Linked DNA regions of Homo sapiens: region 1 is linked to region 2. Evidence: chromatin contacts called from ENCODE Hi-C or POLR2A ChIA-PET data. All regions are on one chromosome and are shown on one strand. Each heading gives the region's core, a stretch centred on a gene start or an enhancer-like site at or near the end of the contact. The rest is flanking DNA. Distances are from core to core; before and after follow the strand shown. Region 1 has its middle 81 kb from the start of SERP2. Region 2 has its middle 64 kb from the start of MIR8079.

Region 1 (6,163 bases), core at 3,390-5,889, 34 kb after region 2:
GCATTCACAGGTCTAGGGGGTAGAATGGGGACATATGTTTTTGGCAGCCACGATTCAACCACTGCACCATCATATCATGTAAAACAACTACTGGGCTTTTGAAAATCATTTTCAGCAAAACCACTTAAAATTAAATCTGTATTCTTATAACATTTTCAGATTCTAAAACAATCTTTTGTGCCATATGTAGAACTTTTAATATTTGATGTTCCTGTCCCTTTAAGCTGTAAGCAGTGACACCTTCTGCAGCTCCTGTCTTCTAAACAGCCAGCCTGCATGTCTTCACCTCATCAACTCATGATCTCATTTCAAATCGCATCTGGAAATATCTTCCTTCCGCTCTGGTCCCTCCTTGGCTGCTTTCTTTGGCTTGACTTTCATCAGCACTTGTGTCATGCAGTCCAAGGATTCAGTGAGCACACCTGGTGCAGCAAGTATTATTTAAGATGAGAGTTTCCTCATCGATAGAGTGGAAGGTTCCCAAACCCTCTATCATTTGTCCCAGTAAAAGTCCACCCTCCTCCCCCAAGTCTCCACTCCACACTCCAGCCTTGGGAAGGAAACCTTCAAATGATGGTTTCTCTCTTTGGTTGAAAGAACTGAATGACCCATTTTGCAACTCACCTAGTTGAGGATATAGTTTGGAAATTTACATACCTTGAAGATACGCATCTGGTGTGTGTGTCTGTGTGTGAAGGGTAAAAAGATTTCTCAAAGCAAGCAGACATTAGAGAGAAATGTACATAGTGCTCTTTTGCAAAATAAAATATGTGAGCTGAGGGTCTCTAATGCATCAGGGTTAATGAAATACATTTCATATGCCTGATCTGAAAGAATTAAAAAGATGTCTTTTCTCTCTCGTGTAAATATGTCAGACCCATCGTTATTAGGGTCTGACATATTTGCTAGTGAATACTTCCAGAATACCAAGTACTACATCCCTTAGATTTAATTCTGAAGTTCTTATATTTGGCATCCTGTAAAGAAAGGAGAAGAATATTAGAAAGTGAAATTTTAAAACCCATCCGAGGTTTCCTCTGTCTAAGTGTCTCAATATTGAAATCATCAATATCTGTTTGAAGTTTAATTTTGAGAAAATATTTCCTGCCTCCACAGACATAGACATTGATGTTACTGCATTGTTCTTTGCTCTTTTCCTACAAAATTCTCAGAAACATATTTTTCTTCAGGCAAGGTATGTATTTGGCAATCATTAAGAAATTTCCTCAGCATTTCATTTCTTTTTCTCAAGCTCTTCCTCATAAAATGTGGGTTCACATTTTACTTTTTTTTTTTTTTTTAGGGAGTAGATGAAAACACCAAATGGATTATTTCAGACGTACCTTCTCTCCCCTTCCCTATGACCAGAAAAAGACAAAACACTGCCTCTTCTTTCATTTTTCTTCTTGGTATATTGATGGAGCCGTCATTATGCCCTCAACACCTCATCCGAAGTAATATGGGACAATAAGAGGTATTATTCTATGCCAGATATTATTCTGCCCAGTGGCGTTACTCTGTAACAGTGCATATTTGGGGCTTGAAAGGGGAAAGATGAAGGTGTGCAAGGGACTCGCAAAGAGGAGAGCTTTTCTGGGACGGGGAATCCTAGCCCAACAGGTAACCATGGCTCCAAAGGTGACCCGCTTCAATGCTCAAAGACAGGGCACCTCCCATGCTCCACCAATATATTTACCTGAGATGTACATTCATAAGGGAAGCCATAAATTCTATAGTTTATTGAAAGTAGGGCAGGACATTTTTCTAGTTCAATTTTCTAGATTAGCTCTTTGGCTCTCATCTTACCCCCGGAGGAAGTGAATTATCATGCAGAACCAAAACTCTCTACGAGCAAGTTTACATTCAGCCTTACTTCTTTCAGGGGCAGCCGCTACCCAAGACTTCACAGTCATCATGTAGTTCATCCAAGAGGTGAGTTTCCAGGGGGAAGGTGGAATTCCTAGTTCTGATTTTGTTAACTGCCTGGGTTTTTCTGCTCACAACCTAGCAACCTCTTTTACAGCAGCTCTCCTGTCTATAGTTGCAGCCACACCAATCTGGCCCTGCTGTGGCTAAGGACAAGGTGTGTGAATGGGTAATTTGGGAATTCTGTGGCTTGCAGGCACGAGGAAGCAGGGAAAGAGAAAGAAAGAGATTAACTATTCTCTGTTTCTCAACCAGACCAAGGTTTGCTCCTTATGTTTTCACCACCAGAAATGCCTTTGTCTTCTCCATCTGGGGAAATCTTATTACCCTTCAGGGAAGACCAACAAATGTCTGTTGAGAGACTTAATGAGAGTGAGAGGAGTAAGCCTCCAGTTTTTAGAGAACCTTGGATGTCCACAAAAAAAGATAGAAGGATGTGGGTGGATAATTGCTGGTGGGAAAGGACATGGTGTTGCGGCAGAAGGTTTCATGTAAACATTTGTTACACGTGAGAGATTCGGAGTTTTTCTATGGGCATCTCTGAGGAGACACACAGAGAGGAGAAGAAGACCAAGGCAGAGACTGAAGTGATATGTCTACATGCCAAGGAACACCAAGGATTCCCAGGAGCCTCCAGAAGCCGAGGGAGGCCTGGAACAGAGCGTCCCTCAGAGCCTTCGGAAGCAATCAACCTCCACACCCCAATTTCAGGCTTCTGGCTTCTGAAACTATGACAGAGTCAGTTTCTGTTGTTTTAAGCCACTAAGTTTGTAGAAATCTGTTACAGTAGCCCTAGCAAACTCATACAGATTTTTGCCTAGAGGGTGAAGAAGTGTCTGGTTTAATGAGTCCCAAGGGATGTGGATTTTTTATGACCCCTAATGGATTTAATAAAAAATTTTGACACATATTTACTGAAGACCTATTAAGGATTAGTCTGTATTCTCTTGCTGCTTTTAGTCAAATGAAAGCCATAAACCAATAACCATGATAGTGGATCACTAATTCCAATGGAGATGAGTGCTCTGAAGGAAAGGAACAGGTTCTCAGAGAGTATACAGTGAAGAAGGCCAACGCTGAGTGAGGAGTCAGCAGGAGTTCTCTGAGGAAGTCACTGAGAATGATCAGGCTTCTGGGAGGGCCAGCCTGTAGTCCTTTTCTTTTTGCTAAGCATTGCATGTGACAGGGGAGCTTTTCTGGTCAAAGTGAATGCACTTTTATGTGCTTTGAATATTATTATGTCAGCTTCCTGCTACCATGGTGATTTACTAAACAGAGTCTGGGATTTACTAATCTGAGTAACAGGCAATGGAAGTGGGTTCACTCTTTCAGCCAGTAGATCCAGTCTTCTGCATCTGCCTCTTCCCTCAGTGGTCAGTATTTTCCTGGGATATTCAGAGATGTGATGGGGGAGGGGGAGTAGAGTTCCACATTCAAGAAAATTTTAGAAAAACTATCTATCTTAGTCCTTTTGCATTGCTCTAAAGGAATATCTCAGCCTGGGTGATTTATAGAGAAAAGAGGTGTATTTGGCTCACAGTGCTTCAGGCTGTACAAGAAGCATAGTGTCAGCATCTGCTTTTGGTGAGGGCTGCAGGAAGTTTCCACTCGTGACAGAAGGCAAGCGGAGCTGCCATGCAGAGATCACATAGTGGAAAGAGAGGCAGAGGAAGGAGGTGCCAGACTGTTTAACAAATAAAGCTCATGAGAACTAAGAGCAAGGACATACTCAGTCCCACAAGATGGGTACCAAGCCGTTCATGAAGGATCCATCCCCATGACCCAAAAGGCCCCACCTCCAACGCCGCAGACCAAATTTCAGCATGAGATTAGGAGGAGACAAACATCCAAAAGATATCAGTATCTTAAACGAAAAGAGATGGGTTTCTTTTCTACAGGGCCTCCTGTCATTTCCAATATGCTGATTTACACTGTGGGTCTCTGCATGGGTGACATCACCCACAACTTTCCCCAGATCTTTGGACCTGGAATCTGTTTATCACAGAGCGGTTCATGGAACTGACATCTTGTGAAACACATTTTGAGGAACTCGGTATCAGAGCCACTGTGGAGTTGTACACATGATTGACTTAATTTTTTTTTCTTCTCTTACGTCCAGGCTGCCTTCCAGCAACTTCGAGAACAGAGTTGGGCATTCCAAGCCTGGGAGACCCTGTCTCAGAACATCTAGGCTCCCAGGTTGGTCCTCATTGGAACATGAGGGGACGTGGTTACATCTGCAATTGAAAGACCTCATCTAGGGGGTAAATGTGAAAGGAAAGGTCCAGGAAGGACCAGGGCAGAGGGCTCCCCTACAATTCTCTGATGTTCATTCCTTCAAACATCCTTAGCCATGCAGACACACTTGCAAGTTGAGAGTTTGCAAAGCCATTAATAGAAACAAAAGTAGTAAGTAAGATCTGATGTGACTCAACATGCTGTTCGCATAAGAGAAACTAATCTCCAGGCAGAACGGCCTGTAACTGATGCCTGTGTTCTGTCATTGAAAGCCTCTTGGCATTGCTTTGTTGCATTCTGGAATATACAATTGCAAGCACTGAAGTTAAAGAAGCAAAAAATATTAAACAATTCCATAACTACAACAATAGATACATAATATTATACATCCTAGATTCATGTCAGTTCTCAAAATAGTCTTAACAGTCCTCATTTCTGTACACACTTCACCAATGACTCACTTTTACACTCTGACAAGTCACATGACTTCCTTGCACTGTATTTTCTGCATTTACAGATGGGATAAAAAACAACTTTAATGCTGTTGCATGTTCAAGGAACCTAATCACAAAGTGCTGTGAATTCCTTGTATAAATGGTGCTGTGCAGAAACAAGCCAGTTTAAAACAAAAACTAAACCAAAAGAAGCATTAGTCAAGTCAAGAGTCCCCCTAAAATTCAGAGATTACTGCAACTTATTGCATTAAAGCTTGGGCAACATGTCCTCAGAGAGAACATGCTACCTGTTTAGGGGTCATTTGGCATAGGCAGGAAGGTATGGATTTAAGGTTTAAATATTGGATCTGCAACTGATGGTTGCACAAGAATATGTGACTTTGGGCAATTCACACTTACGTAATGGAGATAAAGACAGTTACCTTGCAGGATATTTGTAAGAAATACACAGAAACATGCAGAATACTTAGAACATAGCAGATGCCCAAGAAATACATCCTTTGTATTTTCTGCATCCTATTTGCAGGTTAATCCTGCTCCACTCCCTTGCCCCATTAACTCAAGACTTTATATTGATGGAGAAGTCAGCAGAGCAGCCAAGGTCATCAGAAGTTGCCCATTGCCCATTAGTCTTTACCCTCTGCATGGTTCATTCATTCATTTAACAAGTATTTCTTCAGCTTCTACCACATGCCAGGCACTAGAGCTGATCCCCTGCAGCTTTTCAGCATTACCAATATCCACTGCTAACCAGATCCGCTTGACCCCTCCAGTTCTCCTTTCTTCACTGGTTCCAGTGAAGAAACCCTGAACCTCCCCCAGTCTACCTTGGACAGTTGTGCAAACTGGGCATTACCCAACTCATGGAGCAGCATCCACATCACAGTTCTTCCTTCTTGCTCATCCTCCCTGCCTACATGAACCTAGGGAATCTTTCTGAGGTTATGCTAAGCAAAGTTAATACAGTAAAATCCAAGAATTAGATTGAAGACCAAGTGAGAGGAGTAAAGGCTTCTTCCCCTCATTCAGGACAGCATCTGGCTAGGAAGTCATGGGCCTTGTTAACATTATTAATCACTATAATGCCAACACGATTGTATTTTTATTTGATTCTCAAGGGAATCTTGTAGAAAAATGTTATCTCCTTTTTACCAATGAAGAAACAAGATCCAGAGGAATTAAACCATTTGACTGTGTCACAAAGCCAGTGGGTACCTGGACTAAGACCAAAATTCAGTTCTCCGGATCCCCAGGCCTGTTTCCTCATGGGCTGGTGGCCCAGCCGTGCTGTCCAATAGAATTATCTGTGTGATGGAATGTCCCAGATCTGCACCAGCTAATGCAGTAGCCACCCAGCTCAATGTGCCTATTGAGTACTTGAAATGTGGCTAGTGTAACCGAGGACCAACATTTTTTTAAATTTTATGTAATTTTAATGAATTTAAATTTAAATAGCCTCATGTGACTAGTGGCTACTATATTGGGCAATGCAGATAGGGCCTTAATGCTAAACCTAAGCTACACAGAGAAGGCTTCTGGGCCAG
Region 2 (5,535 bases), core at 738-3,237:
GTCTCCCTTTATTCTTGCATGTTAGTTACCCATGGTCAACTATGGTCCAAATATATTAAATGAAAAATTCCAGAAATAAATAACTCATAAGTTTTAAATCGCATGACACTCTGAGTGTCGTGATGAAATCTCACACCATCCTGCTCCATCCCCCCAGGAACGTGAATCACTATTTTGTCCAGGGTGTATCCACACTATGTATGCTGCCCACCCATTAGTCACTCAGTTATCAGATCCAATGTCACATCACCGTGCTTGTATTCAAGTAACTTTTATTTTACTTAATAATGGCCCCAAAGTACAAGAATAGTGAGGCTGGCATATTGTTGTAACTGTTCTATTTTATTATTAGTTGTTGTTAATCTCTTCCTGTGTCTAATTTATAAACTAAACTATATTCTAGGTATATATGTATGTATAGGACAAAACATGATATATATGGGAGAATCTTAATTTTAATAGGGTGACAATGCAACCATCCCTAAGAAAGGAATCATGGCTCTCTTTCATTCCCCTTTGCTAGATACTTACTGCTATGAACTGAAAGTTTTTGTCCAAACCAAAATTCATATGTTGAAATCTTATCACCAAGGTGGTGGTATTAGAAGGTGAGGCCTTTGGGAGGTGATTAGGTCATAAGCGTGGAACCCTCATGAATGAGATTAGTGTCCTTACAAAAGAGGCCCCAGAGAGCCACCTTGCCCCTTCCACCATGTAACGGCACAGCAAGATGGCGCCATCTATGAACCTGGAAACGCACCCTCACCACACACCAAATCTGCTGGTTCCTTGATCTTAGATTTCCCAGCCTCCCTTCTTACCAATACATTTCTGTTGTTTATAAATTACCCACTCTACAGTATTTTGTTATAGTAGACCAAATGGACTGAGAAGGAAATATAAAAAAAAAGTATTGAGGGCTTTAGAAAAGACTTTTGTTTCTTAAAAAATAAAAATCTAGAGCCTAATAAAGAGAAGATTTGCCCTTATGATGCTCATGCAAGGACGGAAACCACCAATAAGCACCCTAAAACCAAGAAGCATGAGGACAAAAGCCAGCAGCATGGAGCATGGCAATGGAGAGGCTGGGAAAGCCTGGAAAGATAACCAAGTCAGCCAACAAACTCCGGGGCCACTTACATCCAGACTTTTTAAGGAAATAAAAAGTGCATTTACGAGTTTATTTACTTATAGTCCTTAGTCAAGTGTTCTGTTCCTAAGTGAAACAGAAAGCGGCCTTGAAGGAAAGGAGCTTAATGACGCTAGATCCAGATCTTGTAGTCAACATTAAAACCCCTCTCTCTGCAGTCTCATGGCGACTGTACCTCATTCTGCCTGATGTTTCCAAGACAGCTGTTTACATAACTTTCTTCTTCCCCTTTTCATAACCACTGCCCCCGCCCCCATGTCACCAATGATAAGAAGGCAGAGAGTTTGTCTGAATCATTTTTGTACCCACCACTTTCCCCCACCCCTGCCTGCTATAGATGACTCATTATACCATTTCTATCTTGAATTGTCATTCCCATTACAGGCAGAGAGGACAAAACACAACCACATGCACACACTTTTACACACACAGAACCATATATGTTTATCGACCTGATACAGGGAAATCAGTGGGCTACGGGTGCTGTCCCCCCATTTGAAATCTAAGCATGCCAAGAAGAAGGCAGAGAGGTGAAAGAAAGTGGAGAGAGATTGAATGAAAGAAACTGAGGAGCAAAGGAAGAGAGAGAGAGAAAGAGAGAAAATAACACCACACAGCAGCAGCTCCAGGGCTTGACATCAGCGAGATTTACTGCACTAATATGCCTAGCTGCCTGCCATAATTAGTTTCTGTAAAAACCCTATCTTCTCGCTCAGATTCAATTAAATCATACGGTGTTTATTCGCAAGATTTCTTATTCCACGATGGGAGGGCTGGCAGGACCCCAAGCTCAGCTCACCCACCTGTTCCTTGCCTGGCACTATTTCTGTATCAGTCACGTTTTCAGGTGGTCAGGCAGCCAGGGGATGAATGGGTGAGTGTTTGTGCTCGGAGATACAGGAAGACACCACACACAGCAGCCAGGGCCCTGAATGATGTCATTTTCTTCATGGCTTAAAAGGAAAACATGCACCAGAAATGGGTACCAGAGTGATAGTGAACCTGGTGTCTGATCCTAACACTGGTTATTTTTAAACCCCCTTGTGTCAAGGAGGCAAAACCAGAGTGATGGTTATTAAAAGTCATTTTAAGAACAGGCTCTAGGCTTGTTAGAGAAAATCCTAACAAACCTAGGCTATAAGATAGCAAAACATCTGATTCAGGGAATTGCTCTGTGTGGGATTTCCTGGTCACTCTCCAGGGGTGACTTGGACGGAATGCACTATATGTGCTGCCCTCCATTGCCCTTGGGGTGAAAAAACAGCCCCTCAAAATGCCACCAGTGTAAGAGATATGCATGTGGGGAGGCTATGGGGAGGAGAAGAGAGTCCTGCTCCTAATGAAAAAACAGATTTCTGCATGACACCACGCTCAGCTGCAAGAGCAGTTTTTTCCTCCTGAAGCTGAAATCAATATTAAATTAAATCTGTGTGCTTTGTCTCCATGAATAACTTTCTAACATTCTACATTGGCCAATCAGAATCCCTTCACCCTTGTCAATTCCACTTGGGTAACTTTTTTTTTTTTTTTACTCTGTTTCTTTGCCACCAAACTGCGTGTTCCCATAGGAAAGACACAGCATAACGCATCAGTTGCTCCTTGCTACTAAACAGTTGGTGGGAAAACTAAAATCTGCAGGGAAGAAGAGTAAGATAATTTTTTAACTCTTCAAGGGCACATTTCCTGTTAACCAGCTCTGTCCCCTGGGACAAGTGTGTTAAATGAATATTGACTTGGGGAAGAATCTGGGATCAAATAGGATTCTGAGCCTGTGAAGATGCTTCTCTCTCCTCATCCCCATGCTGGTGGGTGATTTTTTTAAGGTCTTCATCTTCTAATTCCCCTATTTCAACTGTTTGAATCTTTCTGGGAGACTGATTCTTCATTGAGGCTGCACTTGAGAACATGACATAAAACCATAATTTTAAAAGCACTCTAAGACTTGATACAATGAAATCAACTTAAATGTAATTATTTCTTTCCAGGATATTCTTTTTTTTTTTTTTTTTTTGCCTTTTTAAATCATTGCAGTTCTTTTCTGCTAATCTCTAACATCCCTATTCCATGACCCCCCACCAATAAATCCTAGTTTTGCTTCCTCCTTGGCCTGACTTTTGCTTGTTACCCGGAAGCATAAAAGCATCTCAAGTTTAAAAGACGTGTGGTCAGAAGCAAAGAAAAGACCCACCAAAGATGATGTCAATTAAGTCTAGCAGAAGCATTTCTTTCCATGAAAGCACACAGCCCCTAGCATCTGGGGGGAGAAGCTAACATGGTTGAGTCCCTACTGTATGGCAAGCATCTTCAATTAATCGAGACAACAACTTGCAATGCAGTGGTTATACTTGGTAAGTGAGGAAGCTGATGTTTGGAAAGGTGAAGCAACTTTTAGCCCGGTGACAAGCAAAGACTCAACCCTTGCCAGTAGAATTCCCAAATCTGATATACTGCTTGTATATTGGCAGTGAAACATATTCCCTACTCTCCCTACACATCTCCACTATTCACAACCCTCAATCCCTTCCTGAGGTGCTGAGCACAGTGAGTGCACCATCCAACCAGAAGCAACAGCTGTGGAAAGAGCCTTTGGAGGGGCTGGCATCAATCAAAGTCCAGGCATAAACCTCAACAACACAGGACAGCATATCTAGGCTGTAGGACACCCAGATTGCTGAATCTCCTTGGTGACTATTGAATAAATGTCCATCAAGAAGAGGAAGGGGAGATTATCACCCCCTAGAGGATAGACCAGCAGTCACTGTTTAATACCAAAATGACCCCCTGCTCCATGTGGTCCTGGCCAATGGCACCAAAAGGTCTTAACAGGCCTTGCATTATCCCTTGGTCCTGTGATTCTAAACCAAGAGACCCTTGATCTCTGTCCAACTAGAAAACAAGAAATTCATAATATGCCAAGAATACGACTGTCTACTTCATTATTTGACATTAGGAGAGACAGAAGATTCAATTCTATGCCTGTCTTCAACTTGGCAAACACCCATTATTTGCTTATGCTTACAACTTTTCACAAAATCAGCCCCATGTGCTGGCCTGAGCCCTGACCAGGGGATGGTAGGTGTATTCCAGTGCACCCAGCTCAGGGGAGGGCTGACCCTCACCCACCTCCTGATTGTGTTGTTGACCATCCCATCCCTAAGGTGGTACTGATTAAGAGCATAAACTCGGGAGCCAGACAGCCCGGGTGAGTCCCCAGCTGTGCCACTTATAGCTGTGTGACCTTGCATGATGCCTCTGTACTCGCTCTGTAAAGTAGAAAAGAGAGAATACGTTTCCCTAGAATCATTGTGAGGGGCAAATGAAATATTATATGTGAACTTAGAACGGCACTGACTTGAGTCAGGGGTCTATAAATGAGGGCTGTGTCTAATATAATTATTAATATTGCTCCTGATAATGTTTGGGAAAGGCAGCCTCCTTTTCCAATACTTTCTTAAACCCACCCAGCTCTCACAAGGACAAAAGAGACTAAGGAGGCAGGACCCAGGGTGGTTCTGGAGGTCAAAGCTGTGCATTAGAAGGCAAGGAGCCCTGGATTAGATGCTATCAGACCTAGGAACAAGTCCCCCTCTGCTTAGATGAGCCACAGGATCTCCGTAGATCTCAGCTTCCACATCTGCTGTGCACTGAATTATGTTCCCCCAAAATTCATATGTTGAAGCCCCAACCCCCAATGGGATGGTATTTGGAGACAGGGCCTTTGGAAGTTCCTTTGGTTTAGATAAGGTCCTTGTGATGAAGTTCGTGCCCTTATAAGAAGAGACGCGAGAGAGCTTGCTGTCTCTCTCTCTCTACCTGACATGTGAGGATGCAGACAGGAGGCCATCTATGAGCCAGGAAGTGGGCCCTCACCAGAAACCATGCTGGCACCTTGATCTTGGAATTCTAGCCTCCAGAACTATGAGAAATAAATTTCTATTGTTTAAGCTATCCACTCTGTGGCACTTAGTTACAGCAGCCTGAGCTAACGAATACAACACTCGAACCTGGAACCACCATTCTTACAGCTCCTTCCCCACAAGAGAGAGAAGGGTTTTCACATATAGATGGGGTTCCTGCACAAGATCCTATTGTAAAAAGGGTTCTAAGGCTGATAATTATTTTTAAACCGCCATAACAGAGGATTGAAAAATCCCTCCCACTCTAGCAGTGTTTCTGTGAAATCCATGCATAAGAACTCTTAATTCTTATGACATTGTACTAGAAAGTCATAGTTCACAGAACTTCATTTTCCACAAAATTGATGTTTTCCCCTGTTTTATGTTATCAAGTCAGTAGGAAATCTTCCTGAAATATTACTATACACTCATCACCTTAGAATCTATATATATGTGTGTGCATGCATGTATATATGCATACATATCTAG

Evidence for each region. Hi-C counts contacts between places; a loop is a spot of excess contacts on that map. ChIA-PET counts read pairs that join two places held with the same protein, here RNA polymerase II (POLR2A). Pooled maps may share reads with other maps.
Region 1: a loop to region 2 is called in a map of CD14-positive monocyte, with 5 times the contacts of the local background. The contact joins two enhancer-like sites. A Hi-C loop is called at or near these places in 11 of 168 maps with a recorded cell type or tissue (CD14-positive monocyte, HCT116, K562 and 6 more), 25 of 37 single-sample maps with no recorded cell type and 18 of 50 pooled maps. POLR2A ChIA-PET finds 5 or more read pairs at or near these places in 4 of 52 experiments (HCT116, MCF 10A, PC-9 and 1 more).

Annotation. Positions count from the first base shown.
Region 1 is chr13:44,289,637-44,295,799 of GRCh38, forward strand. No RefSeq gene overlaps it. Among named protein-coding and RNA genes, the nearest start is that of SERP2, 81 kb to the right of the region's middle. Within about 2 kb of position 4,640, at least 3 of the 41 ENCODE cell types and tissues checked have a DNase peak (open chromatin) inside an H3K27ac peak, as active enhancers do; they include CD14-positive monocyte, where a contact is called at or near this core.
Region 2 is chr13:44,257,809-44,263,343 of GRCh38, forward strand. No RefSeq gene overlaps it. Among named protein-coding and RNA genes, the nearest start is that of MIR8079, 64 kb to the left of the region's middle. Within about 2 kb of position 1,988, at least 16 of the 41 ENCODE cell types and tissues checked have a DNase peak (open chromatin) inside an H3K27ac peak, as active enhancers do; they include CD14-positive monocyte, where a contact is called at or near this core.